Regions from separate parts of the Homo sapiens genome. Here region 2 is linked to region 1. Evidence: read pairs that join two places in POLR2A ChIA-PET (ENCODE). Cell type or tissue: MCF 10A. All regions are shown on one strand. Region 1 holds the start of HNRNPU (heterogeneous nuclear ribonucleoprotein U). Region 2 overlaps CATSPERE (catsper channel auxiliary subunit epsilon).

Region 1 (4,000 bases):
GTAATAGAAAGCCCATTGGTGTGGGGGGTGAGGGTCCCAGCTTCCTGGGCAGTAAAATGAACAGGACTGCAGATCGATCTCCAGGCCCCATCCAGCTCTAAAGTTCTCCAAAACTTTTGGAGATAAAGCCATAGAACTTTCTTGTGAGCATCAAAAGTTGTATTTCATGTTTATTTTTGCAACTGACTTAATGTTCCAAGAGTGACTGTTACAGATCTACTATATGTAGATATACAATCTTTGTTTTCATAGTTTAGTGTTTTCCAGTAAATGAAATTTGTTTTCATATAACTAATATTTAAAGGTGTAAATAATATCTAGGACACATAAATTTAAGGAACCATCATAATTGTATTTAACTCTGATTCATTAAGGGATTAGTTATCTAGTTTGTGAACATGTAAACCCCCTGTAGCTCTCTTCCCATTTCTGAACGAAGACAAAATTTCAAATTCCAGTTTGTGGCTTATTCATAACCTTCAAAATTATAACCAAAGGCTAAAATGAGTTTCTGGCACTGTTTGGAAGTTTCTATTTTGGGGGCTATCCTCACCACTTAACTTGAACTGGGGATTATCAGTAGTACTGTACATAGTCCATTAATTTCAAGTCAAATCATTTCACAAGTGTTAATATTTCACGTATACATGACTGCAAGGTATGGTAGAATGCTTCATAAAAGCTACCGAAAATAAACTTCAAAAATAAAATGTATCAATTAGTTAAATCATATTAGCCTATGGGAGAAATTTCAATGTGTTTACTTCCAAATTTCAAATTAATAATGGGGCAATATTATTGTGCCACCTAGAGCACCAAACAGTGGGTATAAACCATCTCCTTAGTCAGATGGAACACTGGCTGGACACTGCAGATTATCTAGGGTTTAAAATGTTAACTTCTATCACGAATCTAAATTCTGACTTCCCTATCTAAAACTTCGAGACATCACATCTTTTCTTTAAAGAGAAAAAGTAAACTTCTAACATATAAAATAACGGATTTCAAGAGCGATAGTCCATTTTTCTTTTTACAAAATCACAGCCCTTGATTTTTCGTAAACTTTAAGTTTCAGAATAATTTGGTCAAGAGTATTTCTACAGGAATAGGAAGAGAATCAAGTGGGCCTATAATCAAAGACCTAGTTGGGTCTCACCCTCACGGTTAGCTACTGGGACTTCGTAGCTGATGACCAGGTCCTAAAGTGGACAGAACAAGTGTTACTGGAGGTCCGTCTTTGTGGTAGCTACAGAAAACTTGGAAATGCAATTCTGAGGTTTATTCAGGGTTATTAAGAGCATGAGAATAGCTGCCCTGCAAAGGCAGGTACACTAAGGTTTGCAGTATGGAGTAGTAAGCAAAGCCTCTACTTCCCAGGCCCCGCACCCGGGGTGTGGAACAGACAAAAGAACGGTTCTGCCCTTGCCCTTCTCGAACTTAAAATCCAATTCGCAAGGCAGGACTTACACAAATTAAACCAAATACGGTATTATGAGGAAAAGAGCCGCTGCGTGTAACAGTTGCCAATGTATGCTATACCAGTCAAAACTGAAATACGATTTGAAGGAGTTTTAAACGAAGAGCTGGAGAAACACATAAGAAGGCAGATCTAAGATGGAAGAAAAGGCGGATTCGGGTTGAAACGCCAAGTTGAGGACTGAAGAAAGCATTTGGATAAAGCAGCCTCCAAGCTGGGAAGGAGAAAAGCCAAACGAGTATAGCCACCAAAGACCCAGAAAGGCCAATATATCATGCAGTGAGTCGGTTGAACTGAAAGGCGGTTTCCTTTTCCTCCATTTGCTCAGTCCCAATTGGAAGCGCACTGCGCGGCCTCCACCGCGCTCTCGGCCCGGGTTCGGCGTGGGGGCGGGGAGGTAAGTACGGTAATGGGCGGGGCCGAGCGCGGGCGCGCTCCGGCTTTCCTCCTGCGCAGTGCTCCCGTCAGCGCAGGGGGCGGGGCGCCTATATTACGTGCGCGGCGCCGCTCCTGCGAGAGGACGTTGCGTGCTCGCTCGCGCCAGGCGAGTCTCCGCGTCTCCCTCGCGAACTCGGTGAAAGGAATTGGCGCCGTTCGACACCAGGCGGATCCGCTCTGCAGCACGAACCCATCTCCAGCCGCAGCCGCAGCCGCCGCCCGGGCCGAGGAGCAGCCGCAGCAGCCGCCACCAGTGGCCGAGTGAGCGGAGCCGAGTTTGAGGCAGCGCCTAGCGGTGAATCGGGGCCCTCACCATGAGTTCCTCGCCTGTTAATGTAAAAAAGCTGAAGGTGTCGGAGCTGAAAGAGGAGCTCAAGAAGCGACGCCTTTCTGACAAGGGTCTCAAGGCCGAGCTCATGGAGCGACTCCAGGCTGCGCTGGACGACGAGGAGGCCGGGGGCCGCCCCGCCATGGAGCCCGGGAACGGCAGCCTAGACCTGGGCGGGGATTCCGCTGGGCGCTCGGGAGCAGGCCTCGAGCAGGAGGCCGCGGCCGGCGGCGATGAAGAGGAGGAGGAAGAGGAAGAGGAGGAGGAAGGAATCTCCGCTCTGGACGGCGACCAGATGGAGCTAGGAGAGGAGAACGGGGCCGCGGGGGCGGCCGACTCGGGCCCGATGGAGGAGGAGGAGGCCGCCTCGGAAGACGAGAACGGCGACGATCAGGGTTTCCAGGAAGGGGAAGATGAGCTCGGGGACGAAGAGGAAGGCGCGGGCGACGAGAACGGGCACGGGGAGCAGCAGCCTCAACCGCCGGCGACGCAGCAGCAACAGCCCCAACAGCAGCGCGGGGCCGCCAAGGAGGCCGCGGGGAAGAGCAGCGGCCCCACCTCGCTGTTCGCGGTGACGGTGGCGCCGCCCGGGGCGAGGCAGGGCCAGCAGCAGGCGGGAGGTAAGAAGAAGGCGGAAGGCGGCGGAGGCGGCGGTCGCCCCGGGGCTCCGGCGGCGGGTGAGTGCTGCGTTGTACGTTGCGCGCGGCGGGAGGCCCGCGCGGGGTGGGGACCGTGCCCCAGGCCTGCCGGAGCCCCGCAGGGGGAGGGAGCCCCGGGCGGGAGGGCGCCGCGGTGAGGGTGGGGGAGGGGGCGCGGGGAATCCCAGATTAGCCGAGAGGCCTCGGGCTCGGGGCGTGTGTGTGCGCGCGCGCGTGTGTGTGTGTGTGTGTGTGTGTGTCGGCGGTGGCAGCGCCTCCATTATGTGGCTCGAGAGCCGGGGGGAGCTGCAGCTGCCGCTGTAGGGGGAGGAGCCGCGGGCGGGCGGCGGGAGGGAGCCCGGTCGGCCCGCGGTGGCGCCGTCGCGCTGCGTGCGCGCGGTGCGGGCACATGTCTCGGGGGGAGGGGAGAGGCCCCAGGTCCCGGGGCGGGCGCGCTTTGGCGGCTCCTCGCCGCTGTATTGTGCAAGGAGCGCAGGGGCTCGGCGTGACGTCACTTCCGGCGGGAGGAGCCGGGCGGGGCGGGGCGGGGGGCGGAAGATCAGTACAATGCGGCCGCGGGGAGCGCGGGCCCGCGGGGGAGGGGAGCGCCGCCGCGCCGGGCTCGGCCCCTCCCCCTCTCTGCGCTCTCTTCGGGATACACGTGGGCTTCGGGCCTGGGCCGCGCAGTTTTTCTTTGGCTTTCTCGAATCATCGAGGAGACTGGCAAAATTAGTAATGTCTTTAGACTGCGTCACTAGCGCCAATCGAATTCGTAGTTGATTGTTCTTTGAATTCACATTTGAGTCCTCGGTTAAAACCTCAGTTAAAAAGCAGGATAAAGTCGAGCTGCTTTGGTTCTCGGAACGGAAAAGCGTTTTTTTGTTGTTTAGAGGCTTGGCCTTTATGGGGCTCGTGTGTGTTTTAGGGGACGGCAAAACAGAACAGAAAGGCGGAGATAAAAAGAGGGGTGTTAAAAGACCACGAGAAGATCATGGCCGTGGATATTTTGAGTACATTGAAGAGAACAAGTATAGCAGGTATAGGATGCTCACCTAGTTTTACTCATCCCTTATTCGTTCGTTGATCGGAAAGCTGTATCAGGAGACAATTCTGTCTTTC
Region 2 (4,000 bases), 260 kb after region 1:
CCTTGGCCTCCCGAAGTGCTGGGATTACAGGTGGAGCCACCGCGCCCGGCCCTCCCTGCTTTCTCACACAGCATTTCTCTCTTGCCTTCTCTTCGTTCCCTACTCAGCCCAGTCTCATGGCTAATCATCTGACCCCCAGTTATATTTATCCTATTTTTGCTGGTGAGAAATCTGTCAGTCTAGGTGACATTCCATTGTAGGTAATCTGTCTTATTTATATGACAGCGTATGTGATTTTCCCTTTTTCTTTACTGTTTTATGGCTTCATTCTGAGGTATCTGAGACTTCATGCCAATCCTCAACCTTCTGACTTGGGCCTTAAATTCTGAAAAGTTTTCATATTTTATTTCTTTTCATTGAATGTTGCCTCTCTTTTCAACGCATTTTCTGTAATTTCCCCTTCTGGAAAAAATTATTAAGCACATGTTGAAATTTGTCCTTCTGCTGAAATTGTTTCTTACCCTCTTTCTTATTTCTTTATCTGTTTACCTATTTGTATTGCATCCTGGTTAATTTCCACATCCCTCTTTTTTCAGTAATTCTCTCTCCACCTATATCTAATCTGGTTTGTAATTATGTCTAAAATTTTGAATTTAATGACTACATTTTCATGTCTAGAATTTCAAAATTTTTAAAATATGCCTACTTTCTTTTCATAGTCGTATTATTTCCTTATGATTTCTATTTTATTTTTCCTCTTTATTCATTTTTGAACACATTTTCTATATTATTCAGATTGTTCTGTTATTTTTAAGCATTTGCTTTGTGTGCTCATTTTTCAACTTATTTTATCTGCTGACTCGCCCTCATGGGGGTCCGTTTCCTTAAATGTTTGTAAATTTAGATGATCGATTCTTTGATGGTGGTGACTTTTCCAGTGAGGATCCTATATCTCTGGATTTGATGATCGATTCTTTGATGGTGGTGACTTTTCCAGTGAGGATCCTATATCTCTGGATTTGATGATCGATTCTTTGATGGTGGTGACTTTTCCAGTGAGGATCCTATATCTCTGGATTTGATCGATTCTTTGATGGTGGTGACTTTTCCAGTGAGGATCCTGTATCTCTGGATTTGCTTCTCCAGTTACCTTTGTTTCAAGGGGTTTGCTTAGGGGTTTCAAGGCTAGTTGATAGTTTTTAGCTTCATTTTTCATATGGCACTTTCTGTGACTAAACTCTATTCCTATTAGGTATAAGTTCAGATCCATAGGAGGCCTGAGGTGAACATTTTGGTGGACATCTCCCATTCTTATAGGAGGTATGTTTTTGCCTACAAATTCATGTAGGTTACAACCTTCCTTGTGACTGACCTGGGCATTAGCAGAGTTTTCTAGTCTCTCTCTCTCTCTTTTTTTTTTTTTTTGGACTAGGTAGCTCTTAATATATCCTGAATTTGTGAAAGAGCCTCTTGGCCTCACAGGGGCTTGAAAACCCAGCTTCCAATTTCTAGCTCCATTATCCTGGGCCAGTAGCCCTGGATCGCATAGGTAGGCTGAAAAGCATTGCTCTAACTTTCAGTTCTCTCTTCGCTTCTGAGAGTCCGCCTTCTTTCTTTCAAGCTTAGTTATGTACAAAGTATTTTTGTTATGTTTTATGCAGGATGACGTGTCTATCACGGGAGGGAGTCCCGTCACGTCCTAAGTTGAGGGAGTGACTCAACTTAGCTCAGTCTGCTATATTACTATAATCAGAATGACTCATTTCTAACCTTCCTTTCTTTATCCTCAAACTGTAAACATACTCATCTATCTTCCTCTTTAAAAAAATCCAGGTCATATTTTGTGTTTTTCTCTATAGGTAAATTCCTGTCTCTTTCTTCTATTTTCCAGCCCAAAGCTGAAAAACTGTAGACTATATTTTGCCTCTACTTGTAAACTTCTCATTGATTTTGCAAACCCCCTGCAGTCTGGCTTCTCTTCTCACCATTGTGTAGAAACTACTCTTACTTGAGGAACGGTAAGGAAGCCACTCGCTGCATCTGAGTGAGTGCAGTGAAGTTTAATGGGAGAAAGGTAACAGAGGCAGAAAATCAAATAGAACCTTGAAAGTCATTGTAAGGTCTTGGCTTTTACTCCATGATAAGGATTTCGAGCTTTGGAGCAATGTGCTTTGACTTTGTTTTCAAGGTTTTACCCTTGCTGCTATATGGAGGCAAGAGTGGAAGCAGAGAGAGCAACAAAAAGCCTGTTGTAATAATCCGGGTCAGTGGTGATGACTTGGGTCTGTAATAGCAGGCATTGACAAATAGATAGACCCAATAGGCTTTGTTAATGGATTTGATGTAGGGTGTATGAGAGAGAGAGGAGTCAGGGAGATTCCAAAGTTTTGGCCAGATGAGCAAGGATGGAGTTGCTACCACTTAAAATGGGGAAGGCTACTGGTGGAGCAGGTTTTGAGGGGAAGATCAGGAGTTCAGTTTTGGACAGGTTACGTTTGATATATCTATTGACATCTAAGTGCAAAAGTGATATATGTATTTAGCATCTCAGTGGAGGTGTCAGTCTGGGGTTCAGGAACTGTATCTGATTACATTTTATACACCACCTTGCAGTTAGATTTGAGCCATGGCAATAGGTTCTGGATAATGGGATGTGGGTCGAAACCACCTCTAGTTCTAAGCCTTTAAAACATCCCATACAATCCTCCAGTCTTTTTCCCAGACACGGCGGCAAACCAGGAGAGACCATGTCCGGACGATGTAGTTCTATATATCAGACTATGACATGGAGAGTTAGGCACTGGGATTTTAGGGTTTATTTATTACTGCAGCATAGCCTAAGCATACTTGACAGATACAAGGGGAGACGGTCAGGCTGTAGATGCAGTGTTGGGATATATCAATATATTGAGACATCCTGGCCCATGTGACTGGATGATGACATTCAAAGAGAAAGTTGAGATGGGGAAAAGAAAAGAAATCCCTGGGCCTCCGGGCATTCCAACACTAAGAGGTCAGGGAGATCTCAGAGAGCCAGATGTCAAGCTTCTGAGCGGGAACCTTTGTAGTGCGAGCAACAAAAGAGAGAATTAAATATGGGTGATGTTGAAAAAAGCAAAAGTGTTTTTGTTTAGAAGTGTGTCCAGTGCCACACCGTGGAAAAGGGAGGCAAGCATAAGACTGGGCCCAATCTCCATGGTCTCTGTGGGTGCAAGACAGGTGAGGTGGCTGGATTCTTGTACACAGACACCAAGAAGAACAAATGCATCATCTACGGAAGGAGCAATTGGAGAATCCCAAGTAGTACATCCCTGGAACAAAAATGATCTCCACTGGTGTTAAAAGGAAGGCAGAAAGAATTGGTCACTGCCTTATTTACTTAGAAACCAGAATTGTCTCATGATTTTACGTGTATTGTAGTGTCATTGATCTAATATACCAGGGTTCAGGTCATGTATGACTGGCAGAATATTTTTGTTGGGCAGCCCTGATAAGTAAGACTGGCTTCTGGTTAAATGAATATGATCAGTTTTTTTGAATTTTGACAGCAATTCGGACTCAGTAAATGCTATCCCTGTTTCCCCTTCTACAGATATGATTGAGCTTGATGAGAAACGTCCAACTTTTCACAAAGACGAGAATGCCATCCCCAAACCTACTGGAGACTGGTTTTTAATTTAGATGTGTGTAACTAGTTATATGAATATATTTTAATACTGGAAAAATTCTTGCACTGTCTCAGAACCAAGCAAGACTCACATGTTCTTTAAATTTGTGTTCATTTGCCTGTGAAAGGTAAGGGCTGAAGGTAAGAACGCAATGTTTATGTTTTTGGTCTTAACTCTGCCCAGCTAATTAGAATTCCCTGTATCTAAAATGCTGCCTTTTACTTATTGAAGGGCATTTTAATGGTTTATGTGTCGTATCAAATGAAAACACTTCTCACACTTATAGATGACACTTGTCACCTTTTAAAATCAGTGTGACAAGAAATAGTAGCAAGTTAAACTTTACTTTCAGACTCTTGACTAAGTTGGACTAAGTATTAACTTACGATTGT

Evidence for each region. ChIA-PET counts read pairs that join two places held together with the same protein. Peaks named below come from ENCODE experiments on the same cell type or tissue, not always from the same donor. Only the 100,000 strongest peaks of a DNase experiment are listed, where the experiment ranks them.
Region 2: POLR2A ChIA-PET joins it to region 1 with 17 read pairs; 6 of 35 experiments call an interaction of 5 or more read pairs at or near these places.

The regions. Positions count from the first base shown.
Region 1 is chr1:244,862,537-244,866,536 of GRCh38, reverse strand. HNRNPU (heterogeneous nuclear ribonucleoprotein U) reads left to right here and starts at 1,994. Exons shown (of 14, transcript NM_031844.3): 1 at 1,994-2,920; 2 at 3,807-3,918. The coding sequence starts at 2,230. It overlaps LOC124904588 (UPF0764 protein C16orf89-like), which reads left to right. Exons shown (of 4, transcript XM_047439568.1): 3 at 1,806-1,874; 4 at 1,951-2,055. The coding sequence ends at 2,055. RefSeq lists enhancers at 1,565-1,624, 958-1,788, 1,789-2,620 and silencers at 1,845-1,944, 2,925-3,604. In MCF 10A, CTCF peaks have their summits at 2,024 and 2,226; DNase peaks (open chromatin) are centred at 1,946 and 3,346.
Region 2 is chr1:244,597,723-244,601,722 of GRCh38, reverse strand. The region is part of intron 17 of CATSPERE (catsper channel auxiliary subunit epsilon); the gene reads right to left. It also overlaps the pseudogene CYCSP5. Among named protein-coding and RNA genes, the nearest start is that of DESI2, 53 kb to the left of the region's middle. RefSeq lists an enhancer at 1,486-1,695. In MCF 10A, no CTCF peak of the experiment used is centred here; a DNase peak (open chromatin) is centred at 1,622.